2 separate regions of the Homo sapiens genome follow, and region 2 is linked to region 1. Evidence: read pairs that join two places in POLR2A ChIA-PET (ENCODE). Cell type or tissue: Caco-2. All regions are shown on one strand. Each heading gives the region's core, and the rest is flanking DNA. Links, peaks and the distances in the headings are about the cores only.

Region 1 (12,362 bases), core at 4,229-8,228:
AGCCTGGGAGACAGAGCAAGATTCTTTCTAAAAAAAAAAACCTGGTTCTGGGCACAGTCCTGGACCTCACTGAGCTCACGTCAGGTGGGAAGATGGCGTGTATTGGGGACCACCCAGGGAGGGTGGTCAGGCCGAAGAGGTGGGAAGCCCAGGGCGCTGTGGAATCCCCAAGGAAGTGCCTCATTCGTGGGAGGGCTGGGCAGGCGACCTGGAGGATGTGGGTTTCGTGGGAGGGCTGGGCAGGCGACCTGGAGGACGTGGGGTGGTTTTTTTGTGTTTTTTTTTTTGAGACAGAGTTTCACTCTTGTTACCCAGGCTGGAGTGCAATGGCACGATTTCAGCAACCTCTACCTCCTGGGTTCAAGTGATTCTCCTGCCTTAGCCTCCTAAGTATCTGGGATTGCAGGCGCCCGCCACCACGCCCAGCTAATTTTGTATTTTTAGTAGAGACAGGGTTTGGCCATGTTGGTCAGGCTGGTCTCGAACTCCTGACCTCAGGTGATCCGCCCGCCTCGGCCTCCCAAAGTGCTGGGATTAGAGGCATGAGCCACCGTGCCCAGCCAAGGAAGTGGGTTTTGAAGGTTGAATAGGAGTTCTCCAGGTGCTTTTCCCTGAAGGTTGTTTGAGCATGGACTAGTGCTGTCATGGGAGACTCAGCAATACACATGCACGGCCCCTGCCTTCCTGACGGGCACACCCAGTGACGTGATGAGGGAAGAGTGCACTGAGGGAGCATCAGACACCACAGCCCTGAGACAGGAGTGTGTCCCAGAAACAGCAAGAAGACCAGGGATGCCAGGGCACAGTTCAGGGAGAGGGGCCTGTGTGCAGGGTCTGACCATGCAGGGCAGAACGGGTTCAGACAGGCGACACTAGACCCTGAGCCTCGCACAGTGGCTCCCAGGAGGCCAAGGGAGGAGGATCGCTTGAGAGCAGGAGTGGACGAGACTGGAGGGGGCACGGAGGAGCCGGCTGGATTCAGGGTGGCCTGCGGGAGCCGCTGATGCGGGGGTATGTGGGGAGGGAGGGAAGAAATGAGATGGAGCGGACGTGGTGGCTCAGCCTGTAATCCCGGCACTTTGGGAGGCCGAGGTGGGTGGATCACCTGAGGTCAGGGGATCGAAACCAGCCTGGCCAACATGGAGAAACCCCGTCTCTACTAAAAATACAAAATTAGCCAGGTGCGATGACGCAGGCCTGTAACCCCAGCTACTGGGGAGGCTGAGGCACGAGAATCGCTTGAACCCAGGAGGCGGAAGTTGCAGTGAGCCAAGATTGCCCCATTGCACTCCGGCCTGGGCGACAAGAGCGAAACTCCATCTCAATAAAAAGAAAAAAGAAAGATGACCTCTGTGTTTCTGGCCAGAGTCCCAAGAGGATAGGATGAGAAGCGGGTGCGTATGACGTCACCCACTGTGCCATGCCCTCCCCAGGCTCCTGACCCCATGGCTCCCCTTCCTCTTCCCGGGGATGCTGACGCCCCTGACCCTTCTCTCTTCTTTCTTGCAGACGCCGGTGGGCACGCCCAAAGGTAGGACCTCTGGAAGGAACTCGTGGGGCCTCGGCGCACTCTGGTGGCCAGAGAGGGGATGGCAGGGCGGGGAGTGAAGCTACAAAGTTGCTCGGTGCCTCACGCCTGTGATCCCAGCACTTTGGGAGGCCGAGGCGGGTAGATCTCCTGAGGTCAGGAGTTCGAGACCAGCCTGACCAACATGGCGAAACTCAGTGTCTACTGAAAAAATGCAAAGACAATTAGCCGGGTGTGGTGGCTCATGCCTGTAATCCCAGCACTTTGGGAGGCTGAGGCAGGAGGATCGATCGCTTGAGCCCAGGAGTTCAAGAGCATGCTGGGCAACACAGGGAGACCCTGTCTCTGCCAAACATAAAAAAATTAGCCGCCGGCCAGGCCCAGTGGCTCAGACCTGTAACCCCAGCGCTCTGGGAGGCTGAGACAGGTGGATCCCTTGAGGTCAGGAGTTCAAGACCAGCCTGGCCAACATAGTGAAACCCCGTCTCTACTAAAAATACAAAAATTAGCCGTGTGTGCTGCACGCCTGTAGTCCCAGCTGCTCGGGAGGCTGAGGTGGGAGGATCACTTGAGCCCAGGAGGTTGAGCTGTGATCGCACCACTGCACCCCAGCCTGGGCGACAGAGCGAGACCCTGTCTGTAAACTGCATTTCACGGAACGTGTCCGCTTCTGTATCGATAGCGGGACAGCCACCAGCCGGGATTGACGCTGGCGTCTGAAGTGCTTCTGGCCTGGTTTGTTGTGTGTTAATTATTCATAAGGAGAGTGTCTTCTTGTCTTACTGTAGAATTAAAAATTAATCATTAAAAAAATCCAGACAGGCCTCTCAGGGATTTTGTGAAAATCACTGGGCTGAGGATGAGGAATGAACTGTGAGGCTGCCTGTGGGATTTTCTAGGGGTTGCGGTGGGGGTCCAGGTGCCTGTGTCTGTGCGGGGCCTGTGTCTGGGGGCCCAGGTGCCTGTGTCCTGGTGTCTGGGTGGGGTCTGTGTGTCTGGGGGCCCAGGTGCCTGTGTCCTGGTGTCTGGGTGGGGTCTGTGTGTCTGGGGGCCCAGGTGCCTGTGTTTGGGTGTCTCGGTGGGGTCTGTGTGTCTGGGGGCCCAGGTGCTTGTCTGGATGTCTGGGGGCCCACAGGTGCCTGTGTCCGGGTGTCTGGGTGGGATCTGTGTGTCTGAGGGCCCAGGTGCCTGTCTGGATGTCTGGGGGCCCAGGTTCCTGTGTCCGGGTGTCTGGATGGGATCCGTGTGTCTGAGGGCCCAGGTGCCTGTCTGGATGTCTGGGGGCCCAGGTGCCTGTGTCCGGGTGTCTGGGTGGGATCTGTGTGTCTGAGGGCCCAGGTGCCTGTCTGGGTGTCTGGGGGCCCAGGTTCCTGTGTCTGGGTGTCTGGGTGGGATCCGTGTGTCTGAGGGCCCAGGTGCCTGTCTGGGTGTCTGGGGGCCCAGGTGCCTGTGTCCGGGTGTCTGGGTGGGATCCGTGTGTCTGAGGGCCCAGGTGCCTGTCTGGGTGTCTGGGGGCCCAGGTTCCTGTGTCTGGGTGTCTGGGTGGGATCCGTGTGTCTGAGGGCCCAGGTGCCTGTCTGGGTGTCTGGGGGCCCAGGTGCCTGTGTCCGGGTGTCTGGGTGGGATCTGTGTGTCTGAGGGCCCAGGTGCCTGTCTGGGTGTCTGGGGGCCCAGGTTCCTGTGTCTGGGTGGGGTCTGGGTGTCAAAGGCCCAGGTGCATGTGGGAGTCCGGATGCACTTCTGTGAAGGGGCGTTGGGCTGTCTGGGGGGTCCATGTGACCTCTCCTCTGACCCTCATCTCTCTCTCCGCTTCCACCTCCCGTGCAGACAAGCGAGTCTCCAACACGCCCCTGAGGACGGTTGACGGCTCCCCCATGATGAAGGCAGGTGGGTTGGCCCCCAGGCTCTGGGCCCCAGATCCAGCCGCTGTCAGGGACCAAGTCTCGGTCCGGGGGGCCGGGTGGGGCGGGGGCGACACCGACCTGCTCTCCGCAGCGTCTGACGGGGCCGTGGTTATGGGGGTGGCAGCTGGACCGAGGCCGAGGCTCCGAGCCTGGGGTGGGGGCCCCCTCTGCTTTGTTGCCCTGGTCCCACGCCGGCCCACGCTTCCCCGAGAAGACGGGCCCCACGCATGGCGGCTCTAACCGACGCGACCTCACGGCTTTCATTCCACCCTAATCTCACGGCTCCCTCCTGGGGCCCGCTGGGGGTGGCGCTCACGCCTGAACATGCTCGCTGCAAATCTTACCTGCTCCAGTCCTCGGGCAGTAGGACTGGCTGCCCCGGGAGAAAGTGGGTGCCCCGTCCCTGGAGGCAACCAAGCCAGGTCCCCAGCACCGCTGCGCTTCCGAGAAGCAGGGGAAGGTGGGGGTTGACGCTGAGTGCCACACGGTGCTCAAGTCAGGCTCGAACCCCTGGTCTGCCGCCTTGAATTTCTCCGCCTGCCAGAGGGGTGGGACCTCAGTACGCCATCCTGGGGCCCGGCACAGGACAGGAGCCCAATAATGAGAAATCGTCGCAGTGGGCAAAACCACTGCTATGTGAGTGAGCTGGAACAGCACAGAAAGAAGGCAGAGGGCCGGGCGTGGTGGCTCACACCTGTAACCCACCCCAGCACTTTGGGAGGCCGAGGCGGGCAGATCGCCTGAGGTCAGGAGTTCGAAACCAGCCTGGCCAACATGGCGAAACCCCATCTCTACTAAAATACAAAAATTAGCCGGGCATGGTGGTGCACGCCTGTAATCCCAGCTACTCGGGACGCTGAGGCAGGAGAATCGCTTGAACCTGGGAGGCGGAGTTTGTAGTGAGCCAAGGTCGTGCCACTGCACTCCAGCCTGGGCGACAAGAGCAAGACTCCGTCTCAGAAAAGGCAGCAAGGCAGGGAGGTGAAGAAGGACTCTGGGGTGGCTGCCCAGGACGGGACAGGGCTGGAAGGAAGGAGAGCCACCCGGAGGCCCAGGTCTCCAGCACGGTCCAGGGTGGGGGTTGCCCCAGGATGCAGCAGACAGAGGCATTTGTCAGAGCAGGTGGTGCCTGTGGGCCTCTGTGCCAGTGAGACCAGCCCTGGCAGACACCGAGGCCCAGGTCCCCCGCTGATCCCCGTGGCCACTGACTTTGTGCAGTGCACAACCTGCTCAACAGTGTGGGCAGCTCTGGACTAGCTGTCTGGGGTGGAGGGCTGAGGCTGTGCAGAGCTATAGAGTTGAAAAACAGTCGTCCCTTCACCCAGAATGCCTTTCAAGCGCCTGCTGCATGCCAGGCATTGGGGGAGAGGGTATTCTAATGAGGGCCACAACCTCTACTACGGTAGAAAAGTGAGGCCAAGGACGTTGAGCTGGAGGAAGGAGAATTTGAACCAGAGGGCTCAGGGGAGGGGAGCGTTCAACGTAAGAGGTGACGTCTGAGCAAAGACCCAGAGGTGCTGAGGGAGCAAGGCACGCAGCTATCTGGAGGAAGGTGTCCAAGGCACGCAGCTATCTGGGGAAAGGTGTTCCAGGCAGAGGGCACGGCCAGTGCAAAGGCCCCGGGGCAGGACTGCGCCTGGGGTGTTGGAGGAACGGCCAGGAGATCCGTGTGGCTGGAGCAGCGTGAGGAGGGGGAGAGGGCGGAGGAGAGATGATGGAGAGATTGTTGAGGGCCCTGTGGCAGGGGCGGGAGGGGACGTGGGCTTTTCCCGGGAGGGAGGCAGGAACCATGGGGGGCTGCAGGCAAAGCCGGGACTGCCCCGACTCCGTGCTCACCCACGCCCTCTGGTGACTGCAGGGAGAACAGACCGTGGACGGTGCCAGGTGGAGGGGACAGGGCTGCTGGGGGAGGAGGCTGGGATGGGCCGTGGAGGGGCGAGCAGTGGGCGGTTCCTTATGTTCTGAAGGTGGAGCCCCCAGGGTTTGAGGAGAAACGAGGTGTCAGGGAGGACTGGCCAGGCACGGTGGCTCACGCCTGTAATCCCAGCACCTTTGGAGGCCAAGGCGGGCAGATCATTTGAGGTCAGGAGTTCAAGACCAGCCTGAGCAACATGGTGAAACCCCGTCTCTACTAAAAAATAGAAAAATTAGCCAGGCGTGGTGGCTCACCCCTGTAATCCCAGCACTTTGGGAGGCCGAGGGGGGCAGATCATGAGGTCAGGAGATCGAGACCATCTTGGCTAACACGGTGAAACCCTGTCTCTAGTAAAAATACAAAAAATTAGCTGGGCATGGTGGCAGGTGCCTGTAATCCCAGCTGCTCGGGAGCCTTAGGCAGGAGAATCGGTTGAACCTGGGAGGCAGAGATTGCAGTGATCTGAGATCACGCCACTGCACTCCAGCCTGGGCAACAAGAGCAAAACTTTGTCTCAAAAAAAAAAAGAGGGAGGACTGAGCTGCCCCCAACGGGTGGGAAGAGCCAGGGTGGGGGCAGGTGTAGGGGGCAGATTGGGAGTAGTGTTATGGACGTGTGAGAGTGGGGCCCCTGTGGATAGGGGCTGAGTCCAGGTCAAGGTCCAGGTGGGGATGGGTGTGCGGGAGATTAGAGCCGAGTGCCTGGGCGAGGTCCCCGGCGCAGAGCAGAGTCCAGGGCCGCAGCCGGGCCTAAGCGTCGAGGTTGGGTGGGAGGAGGGAAACGAGGTGGCTATGGGGGCCGAGGGGCCAGGCGATGGCAGGGCTGCCCACGATGGGGACCGATGGCCCCTCAGAAGTGGTGAGGACATGCAGCTATCTGGGGGGTGTGCCAGGCATTGGGAACAGCCTGTGCAAAGGCCCTGAGGCTGGGCCGCACCTGGGGTGCAGTGTCATGGGTCAGGCCAGTCCTGGCAGCCCTGTTCAGCTCCCGCTGCGGGGCGGGGTCTCAGGGAGGTGCCTGGTGATCCCCAGTGCTCGTCATCTTCAAGCAGGCCTGGGGGTGGCGGGCAGCCACCAGTCGCTGTTAGGATGCAGGCTCTGTGTGGTTTCTGCAGGAATGATTTTTACAGAGTGGGGCGAGGTGCTGGCTGTGGAGTTAGGGCCCTGATGAGTAGCAAGTTCGACTATCTCAGGAGGGTTCCTTCATTCTGAGTCTAAATAGATGACGGCGTGTCCAACCGTTGGCTGGAAGGAGGCGTCAAGTCCTGGGAGCTTGGATGGTCGGGGCGGGGGCTGTGGGTCTGCAGACTGAGCCCCAGTCTCCGCCGTGACCCCGGGCAAGGCAGGATCTCTCTGGGATTCACCTGCTCCTCTGAGAAACCAGGAATGGTGGGGCTCGAGGGCTCACGTTTATAATCCCAGGGCTTTGGGAGGCTGAGGTGGGAGGATTGCTTGAGCCCAGGAGTTTGAGACCAGCCTGGGCAACATAGTGAGACCCCCATTTCCAAAAAAGATAAATAAATTAGCCGGGTGTGGTGGCGCACACCTGTGGTCCCAGCTACTTGGGAGGCTGAGGTGGGAGAATGGGGTGAGCCAGGAAGGTCATGACTGCAGTGAGCTGTGATCGTGCCGCTCCACTCCAGCCTGGCCAACAGAGGGAGACCCTGTATCTATTTAAATAATAGGCTGGGCGCGGTGGCTCACGCCTGTAATCCCAGCACTTTGGGAGGCCAAGGCAGGTGGATCACCTGAGGTCAGGAGTTTGAGACCAGCCTGACCAACATAGAGAAACCCCGTCTCTACTAAAAATACAAAAATTAGCTGGGCGTGGTGGCGGGCGCCTGTAGTCCCAGCTACGTGGAAGGCTGAGGCAGGAGAATCGCTAGAACCGGGAGGTGAGTCCAGATCACACCACTGTGCTCCAGCCGGGGCGACAGAGCAAGGCGGCTCCATCTCAAAAAAATTAAAAAGATCCGGGAACAATGAAGGCTTTCCAGATGGGCTGGGCTGGAACCTGAGCTTGACAGACAATAGTTTGGTGGCGAAACAGAGGACACAGTGCAGAGTACAGGGACGAGGACCATCTGGGCGGACAGCAGGATGGGCCTCAAATGCCAAGGAGAGGTGTTCAGACTGGTCGTCTCCAGGCACTGGGGAGCTATGGAGGGATGTAGAGTTGGGGAGGGCCGCGTCGAGAAGGTGCCCAGGCATCCCCGGCTCCGCCTGCCCCATCGCTGCTTGGCTCTGCGCTGCTGGCTCCCCCCTCCCTGGCTTGGCCGCAGCCCGGCGGGGGGGTGCGGGGGCGGGCAGGCCGTGGTGTAACCCCGTGACTCTCGTGCCAGCCATGTACTCGGTTGAGATCACTGTGGAGAAGGACAAGGTGACAGGGGAGACCAGGGTGCTGTCCAGCACCACGCTGCTCCCTCGGCAGCCGCTCCCTCTGGGCATCAAAGTCTACGAGGACGAGACCAAAGGTACGAGCACCCCGGCCCCTGCCCTCCCTCCACCTGGGCCAGAGCCCCGAACACGTGTGCTCCCAGCGTGTGGGTCTGGCGTCTGCCCCGGAATCAGGACCCCGATTCGATGTGAAGCAGATGACGCTGTTCAGGCCAGGGCCTCACCCCCTGTGGCCCACAGCTGGGCTCAGAGGTCGTTCAGCCCTGGGCTCACTGCCCAATCATTCATCCACTCCAGAAAGCTGCCTGAAAGCTGAGCCGGGCACCAGGTACCCAGCTGGGCTCTGGAGGGAAATCCGGAGGTAGATTCAGCTTCTGTCCTTGCCGGGTGGCAAACCGGGCCCTTCCATCTGGAGCTCCTAAATAATTCGTTTAAATAATTACTGCTAGCCCAAGGGCTCACGCCTTTAGTCCCAGCACTTTGGGAGGCCGAGGGAGGAGGATCGCTTGAGCCCAGAAGTTTGAGACCAGCCTGGGCAGCATAGCAAGGCTCCGTCTCTACCAAAAAAAAAAAAAAAAAAAAATTACCCTGGCATGGTGGTGCGTGCCTGTGGTCCCAGCTACTTGGGAGGCTGAGATGGGAGGATCACTTGGGCCCAGGAGGTTGAGGCTGTAGTGAGCCGTGATCGCACCACTGCACTCCAACCTGGGCAACAGAGTGAGACCCTGTCTCTTAAGAATAAAAAATAATAATAAAGAATTGCTAGCGTGACAGAAGCCACAGAAAATGCACATCCAGGGGGCTGTGAGAAGTCTCACAGGGTGAGGATGGGGCCGGGGGAGGCTTCCCAGAGGAGGCAAGCAGGGGCTCATCAGAGACACGCAGTGCATGGGAACCACACCTGGCAGAGCCGCAGCCCCTGCAAAGGCCCTGAGGTAGGATGGAGTCAGCTGGGCTGGAGGGCTGAGGGGAGTTGGGCTGCAGGAGTGAGGGGAGACGGGCTGCAGGGGTGAGGGGAGACGGGCTGCAGGGGTGAGGGGAGACGGGCTGCAGGGGTGAGGGGAGACGGGCTGCAGGGGTGAGGGGAGCTGGGCTGCAGGGGTGAGGGGAGACGGGGTGAGGGGAGACGGGCTGCAGGGGTGAGGGGAGACGGGCTGCAGGGGTGAGGGGGAACCAGGTTGGTCAGGGAGTTGAGGAGCTGGGCTCACGCAGGGAGGAGAAGGGTGCTTTGCCTGGAGGCAGGGGGACAGGCGGGGCCGTGTCCTGAGGGCTTTGGGAAGCCTTGGGTGCGTTGGGTCCTGACGGTGCTGAGGTCTAATTTGGTTTTAAGGGCTCCTCCTAGAGGTCAAGAGGCAAACAGGCTGTGGGAGATGCCAGGGACCCCAGGAGGAGGAGGGAAGCTCCACACTGAAGCCCCACTCTCTCTCTTTCTTTTTCTTTTTATTTATTTACTTTCTGAAGAAAGAGTTTCACTCTGTCGCCCGGCCCGCAGTGCAGCGATGCCATCACAGCTCACTGCAGCCTCCAGCTCCTGGGCTCAGGCGATCCTCCTGCCTCGGCCTCCCGAAATGCTGAGACCACAGGCATGAGTCACTGCACCCGGCCTCTTTTTCTTTTATGAGATATAATTCGCAGACCATAAAATTCCGCCTTAATGGGAGGCTCATCTGGGCCCGGGACATTGAGGCTGCAATGAGCTATGATGGCACCCCTGCACTCCAGCCTGGGCCACAGACCAAGACCCTGTCTCAAAAACAAGAAAGAGGAGAGAAGCCCCATCCCCATCAGCTGTCACTTCCTGTCCCCTCCCCAGTCAGCGTCACTCCCTATCCCCTCCCCAGCTCTGGCACCCACGCATCCCCTCCTGTCTCTCTGGATTGGCCTGTCCTGGACATTTCATAGAAATGAGATCACACGGCCGGGTGCGGTGGCTCACACCTGTAATCCCGGCACTTTGGGAGGCCGAGGCGGGTGGATCACCTGAGGTCAGGAGTTCGAGACCAGCCTGGCCAACATGGAGAACCCCCGTCTCTGCTAAAAATACAAAAATTAGCTGGACGTGGTGGCGGACGCCTGTAATCCCAGATACTTTGGAGGCTGAAGCAGGAGAATCACTTGAACCCAGGAGGCGGAGGTTGCAGTGAGCCGAGATCGCGCCACTGCTCTCCAGCCTGTGCGACAAGAGTGAAACTCTGTCTCAAAAAAAAAAAAAAGAAAGAAAAGAGAATAAATGGGGTCACACACTGCACGTGGCCTTCTGTGTCTGGCGTCTCTCACTGGGCGTGACGTCCCCAAGGTGCATCGGCACTGTGGCCTGGGTCGGAGCCTGACTCCTTTTCATGGCTGAATACTATTCCACGGGTTGGGTGGGCCATGGTGGGTTTATCCCTTCTTCCATCTGTAGACAGTTGGGCTGTTTCTACCCTTTGGCTGCAGTGAGTAGCATGCTGGGGAATTTGTGTGCAAGTATTTGTTCACGCCCCTGCTTTCGAGGCCTTTGGGTGTACACGTAGGAGTGAACTGCTGGGTCCTGAGGCGACTGTGTGGAGCTCCGTGAGGACCTGCTGTTTTCCACGGAGGCTGCACCGTCCCGTTCCCACAGGTCGTGGATGAGGGCCCAGTTTCTCCACGTCCTCACCAGCGCTCGTAGCCCATTCTCGTGGCTGTCCTGGTGGCGTGACGTGGGGTCTCCCTGTGGTTTGGATTCCCAAAGCCTTCTGTTCTCAGAGGCAGCTTGGCCTCTGCGGTGCCCCAGATGCTGTCAGAGGGGTCCCCGCAGCCCAGCTCTGGAGTGGCTTTGGGGTGTGGCGTTGGTGGCATCTCAGCTCTAGCTCTCCCCAGCTGTGTGGCCCTGGGAAGTCCCCATGCCTCGTCTTCCGGATGAGGTCCTCACCCCCATCACTCCACCCTCCTCAGCCTCACCTGGTCCCTGGGGATTCCAGACCTGCCAGGCTGGACACTGGTTGCTTAGCAACGGGCAGGTGATCCGTTTCCATGGCAGCCGAGGGCTCCAATTCCTGTCTTGGGGCAGCGGCCAGTGGGACACACTGAGTTCAGTTCCGCCTGATCCAGACACACCCCACCCTCTGGGCCTCCAGCCCAAAGTCATTGAGATGCCTTGAAGCATGGACTCCCCTCCCTGGGGGCTTAGAAACTGAAAGTGGAGAACACTTTCCTTCTGGTCTGTAGCCAGGAACAGGAGCCCTGACCCTTGGCCGAGAGGAGGCGAGTCCCTGGGACCCCCCTTGCGTCCCTCCCAACTCCCAGCGTGGCCCAGGCAGCCGTGTTTCTAGAAGGAATTTGCAGGGCTGTGAGCTAGGGCTGGTGTTAGATCATAGCAGGGAGCCGTGGGGTGCTGAAATCCGGTCCTTGGAGAGTCCAACACACCTCAAGAAATGTCAAGTCAGAGACACACAGATAAGGAAATTTGGAAAGACTTGAGAAACACATTTAGCAAGATTGATTATATGTATAAAATGCTACCCAGTGGAGAATACACATTCTTTTCAAACACAGAACATTGTCAGAAAGTGACCACCGTGGCCCAGGCTGCCAAGGAGGTTTTAGGACTGTTAACAGAGTTTGTATCTTCTGCTCTGTGTTCCTCTCCTCCCTGAAATTTAAAAACACCCTCTAAATAAATTGTGGCTTCCTGTGGCAATCAATCAAACTAGGAATTAAAAACTATTTACACTTGAAAATGAATAACATTGGCCGGGCATGGTGGCTCACGCCTGTAATCCCAGCACTTTGGGAGGCTGAGGCAGGAGGATCACGAGGTCAGGAGATCGAGACCAGCCTGGCTAACAAGGTGAAACCCCATCTCTACTAAAAATACAAAAAATTAGCCAGGTGTGGTGGCAGGCGCCTGTAATCCCAGCTAGTCAGGAGGCTGAGGCAGGAGAATGGCGTGAACCCGGGAAGCAGAGCTTGCAGTGAGCCGAGATGGCACCACTGCACTCCAGCCTGGGCGACAGAGCGAGACTCCATCTCAAAAAAAAAAAAAAATAGAAAGTGAATAACATCATCTAACTCGTAGGACACAGCCAAAGCAGACCTCAGAGGAAAATGCATAGCCTTTAGGGAAGCTCCTAGAAAACAAAAATAAATGAATGAAACTTTAACTCAAGTTAGAATGAATGAAAATTTCAATTTAAGATCAATCAAATACACCCATAGATGGAAAAAATCAGAATCCCTGTAATGGCCAGGCATGGTGGCTCACACCTGTAATCCCAGCACTTTGGGAGGCCAAGGCGGGTGGCTCACCTGAGGTCAGGAGTTCAAGACCAGCCTGGCCAACGTGGTGAAACCCCATCTCTACTAAAAATACAAAAATCAGCCGGGCATGGTGGCGGGTGCCTGTAATCCCAGCTACTCTGGAGGCTGAGGCAGGAGAATTGCTTGAACCTAGGAAGTGGAGGTTGCAGTGAGCTGAGACTGCGCCACTGCACTCCACCCTGGGCGACAGAGGGAGTCAAAAAAAAAAAGCAGCAGGCACGGTGGCTCACGTGTGTAATCCCAGCACCTTGGGAGGCCAAAGTGGGTGGATCACCTAAGGTCTGGAGTTCAAGACCAGACTGGCCAACGTGGTGAAACCCCATCTCTACTAAACGTAC
Region 2 (4,000 bases), core at 1-4,000, 78 kb after region 1:
AGGAAGGAGTTGAAGTTGCAGCCGCCGGCGTTGATGCTGCCCTCCGCCCCGGCGGGCCCCCCGGCACGGCCCCACAGCCGGGACTGCAGACAGTACAACATGCCCTCGGCCACCATGATCTGCCAACAGGGAGGGGGCGCTCAGGCCTCGGTGCCCACAGGGAGGGGGCGCTCAGGCGGGCTCCCATCTGCAGTGCCCACAGGCTGGCACAGGCCCCGGTGTGGATGTTCACCGAGGTGGCGGGGGTGGGCTCCCAGCCGTGGTGCCCACAGGCTGGCACAGGCCCCGGTGTGGATGTTCACCGAGGTGGCAGTGGCTGCGGTGCCCACAGGCTGGCACAGGCCCCGGTGTGGATGTTCACCGACAGGCCCCAGTGTGGATGTTCACCGAGGTGGCGGGGGTGGGCTCCCAGCCGTGGTGCCCACAGGCTGGCACAGGCCCCGGTGCAGGTGCTCACCGAGGCGGCAGGGGCCGCGAAGGCCAAGCTGAGCAGCATCAGCAGCGGGATGAGCTCCTCGTTGGTCTCCACGTAGGGCATGGAGAGAGTGCGGTCATAGCACTGGAAGCCCACCTTGGCCGGCTTGAAGAGGTCGGTCAGCTCCAGGAAGTACAAGGATACGATGGAAGAAGCCACTATGGGCAGCTGTGGGGACAAGGTGGGCCAGGTTCACCCTGCTCTCCCTCGCGGAGGCGTCTGTCCAGCCCTCCATGAATTCAGGGCCATCCACCGTCTCACTCACCTATCCACAGATCCAACCCGCTCCCAGCCACTCTTTCCCCCATGAGTTATTCATCCATCCACAGATGCTCCATCTGTAACTCGACCATCTACACATCACACACCCACTCACTCATCCTCCATCCACCCAAACACCTATGCCCCCAACATCCACCCACTCACCGACCCATCACCCACCCATCCATCCACTGGGAACCATCCATCCATTCATCCATCCACCCACCCACCCATCATCTATCCACCCATTCTCCACCCATGCACCCAACGGTACCCATCCATCCATCCATCCATCACCTAGCCATTCATTCATCTGTCCATCCATCCATCCATCATCCACCCATGCAGCCATCCATCTATCCACCCACCCAACTGTCCATCCATCCACCCACCCACCCATCCATCCGTCCATTCATTACCCAGCCATTCATCCATCCATCCACCCACCCATCATCCATCCACCCATTCTCCACCCATGCACCCACCCACCCATCTACCCACCTACCCATCCATCCAACCGTCCATCCATCCATTCATTACCCAGCCATTCATTCACCCATCCATCCATCCACCCATCCTCCACCCATGCCCCCAGTGGTACCCATCCATCCATCCATCCATTCATCACCCAGCCATTCATTCATCTATCCATCCATCCATCATCCACCCATTCATCATCCAGCCATTCATTCATCTATCCATCCATCCATCATCCACTCATGCACCCAATGGTACCATCCATCTATCCACCCACCCAACCGTCCATCCATCCGTCCATTCATTACCCAGCCATTCATTCATCCATCCATCCACCCACCCATCATCCATCCACCCATTCTCCACCCATGCACCCAACAGTACCCATCCATCCATCCATCCATCACCTAGCCATTCATTCATCTATCCATTCATCCATCCATCATCCACCCATGCAGCCATCCATCTATCCACCCACCCAACTGTCCATCCATCCACCCATCCACCCACCCACCCATCCACCTATCCATCCACCCATCCATCCATTGATCACCCATCCATCCATCCATCTATCCACCCTCCCACCCACCCATCTACCAACCTACCCATCTATCCACCTACTCATCCATCTACCCATCTGTCCATCCACAACAGTCTTGCTCTGTTGCCCAGGCTGCAGTGCAGTGGTGCCATCTCAACTCACTGCAACCTCTGCCTCCTGGGTTTTTGTATTTTTAGTAGAGACAGGGTATCGTCATGTTGCCCAGGCTGGTCTCGAACTCCTAGGCTCAAGTGATACACCCGCCTTGGCCTCCCAAAGTGCTGGGATTAGAGGCGTGAGGCACCGCACCCAGCCATGGCCTCAAGCCTTTTTTTTTCCCCCACTCTGTCACGCAGCCTGGAGTGCAGTGGTGCAATCTCGGCTCACTGCAAACTCCGCCTCCAGGTTCAAGAGATCCTCCCACCTCAGCCCTCCAAGTAGCTGGAATTACAAGCGTGCACTACCACACCTGGCTAATTTTTTGTATTTTTAGTAGAGGCGGGGTTTCACCATGTTCCCCAGGCTGCCCTCGAACTTCTGACCTCAAGTAATCCACCTGCCTCGGCCTCCTGAAGTGCTGGGATTACAGGCATGAGTGACCTTGCTCAGGCATGGCCCCAGTCGTAATTTCTGCCTTGTTATGGCATCTTAGCAGGGGTTCAGCCCTCAGTCCAGTCCTGGGGAGGGCACAGGTCAGGGCTGGGGGCTCCAGGAAGGGAAAAGCCATCACTGAACATCCCAGGGCAGAATTGGATCGAGGGAGCTGAGTTCATGTCCAGTGAGCATTCATTGAGTGCCTGTTGCATGCAGGCACGAGGCCCGGGGCAGACGCGGAAAGTGGGTAGCAGCGTTTGTTTGCACCTGACACCCGGTTTGAAAACCACCCACTTTAACCTGTGGGCGGCCAGCAGACCCCCTGTGCCTCAGTCTCACCAGCTGCAAAATGGGAATGATAAAGTAGCCGCCTCCAAGGGCTCAGGTGGAGATGAGTCAATGTGGGAGGTGGCCCCTGGCAACTATCTACTTGTTCTCTCCACTTTCATTATCAGCATGATTTTGCTGGGGCGGGCAGACAGCATCAAGCCCGGGGAGGGTCTGAGGTGGGGCCTGGGCGCGGCCTTAAAAATATCTAACCATGGGCCGGGTGCGGTGGCTCACGCCTGTCATCCCAGCACTTTGGGAGGCCGGGACGGGCAGATCACCTGAGGTCAGGAGTTTGAGACCAGCCTGGCCAACATGGTGAAACCCCATCTCTACTAAAAATACAAAAATTAACCCAGCGTGGTGGTGCGTGCCTGTAGTCTCAGCTACTCCGGAGGCTAAGGTGGGAGAATCGTTTGAGGACGGGAGGTGGAGGTTGCAGTGAGCTGACATTGTTCCACTGCACTCCAGCTTGGGCAAGACAGCAGGACTCCATCTCAAAAAATAATAATAATAAATAAAATAATAATAATAAGGCCGACCGCAGTGGCTCACACCTGTAATTCCAGTGCTTTGGGAGGCTGAGGCAGGAAGATCACTTGAGGCCTGGAGTTCAACGCTAGCCTGAGCAACACAGTAAGACCCTGTCTCTACTAAATACATACTTTTTTTTGGAGTCTCGCTCTGTCGCCCAGGCTGGAGTGCAGTGGCGCGATCTCGGCTCACTGCAAGCTCCACATCCCGGGTTCACGCCATTCTCCTGCCTCAGCCTCCCGAGTAGCTGGGACTACAGGCGCCCGCCACCGCGCCCGGCTAATTTTTTGTATTTTTAGTAGAGACGGGGTTTCACCGTGTTAGCCAGGATGGTCTCGATCTCCTGACCTCATGATCCGCCCACCTAGGCCTTCCAAAGTGCTGGGATGACAGGCGTGAGCCACCACGCACAGCCTACTAAAAATGATTTTTAAAAATTAGCTGGGGCTCAGGCTAGCCTTGAACTCCAGGCCTCAAGTGATCTTCCTGCCTCAGCCTCCCAAAGCACTGGAATTACAGGTGTGAGCCACTGCGCTCGGCCTTATTATTATTATTTTATTTATTATTATTATTTTTTGAGATGGAGTCTTGCTCTCTTGCCCAAGCTGGCGTGCAGTGGAACAGTCTCAGCTCACTGCAACCTCCACCTCCCGTCCTCAAGCGATTCTCCCACCTCAGCCTCCGGAGTAGCTGAGACTACAGGCACACACCACCACGCTGGGCTAATTTTTGTATTTTTAGTAGAGGTGTGGTTTCACCACATTGGCCAGACTGGTCTCAAACTCCTGACC

The links. Peaks named below come from ENCODE experiments on the same cell type or tissue, not always from the same donor. Only the 100,000 strongest peaks of a DNase experiment are listed, where the experiment ranks them.
Region 2: POLR2A ChIA-PET joins it to region 1 with 7 read pairs; 4 of 35 experiments call an interaction of 5 or more read pairs at or near these places.

Annotation. Positions count from the first base shown.
Region 1 is chr19:732,664-745,025 of GRCh38, forward strand. It overlaps PALM (paralemmin), which reads left to right. Exons shown (of 9, transcript NM_002579.3): 6 at 1,510-1,531; 7 at 3,356-3,415; 8 at 7,689-7,820. Among named protein-coding and RNA genes, the nearest start is that of MISP, 12 kb to the right of the region's middle. RefSeq lists an enhancer at 1,642-1,691 and a silencer at 5,360-5,409. In Caco-2, for the core only: a CTCF peak has its summit at 5,255 (motif pointing left); DNase peaks (open chromatin) are centred at 5,317, 5,998 and 6,358.
Region 2 is chr19:815,209-819,208 of GRCh38, forward strand. It overlaps PLPPR3 (phospholipid phosphatase related 3), which reads right to left. Exons shown (of 8, transcript NM_001270366.2): 3 at 458-643; 4 at 1-119. Among named protein-coding and RNA genes, the nearest start is that of MIR3187, 3.6 kb to the left of the region's middle. In Caco-2, for the core only: no CTCF peak of the experiment used is centred there; no DNase peak of the experiment used is centred there.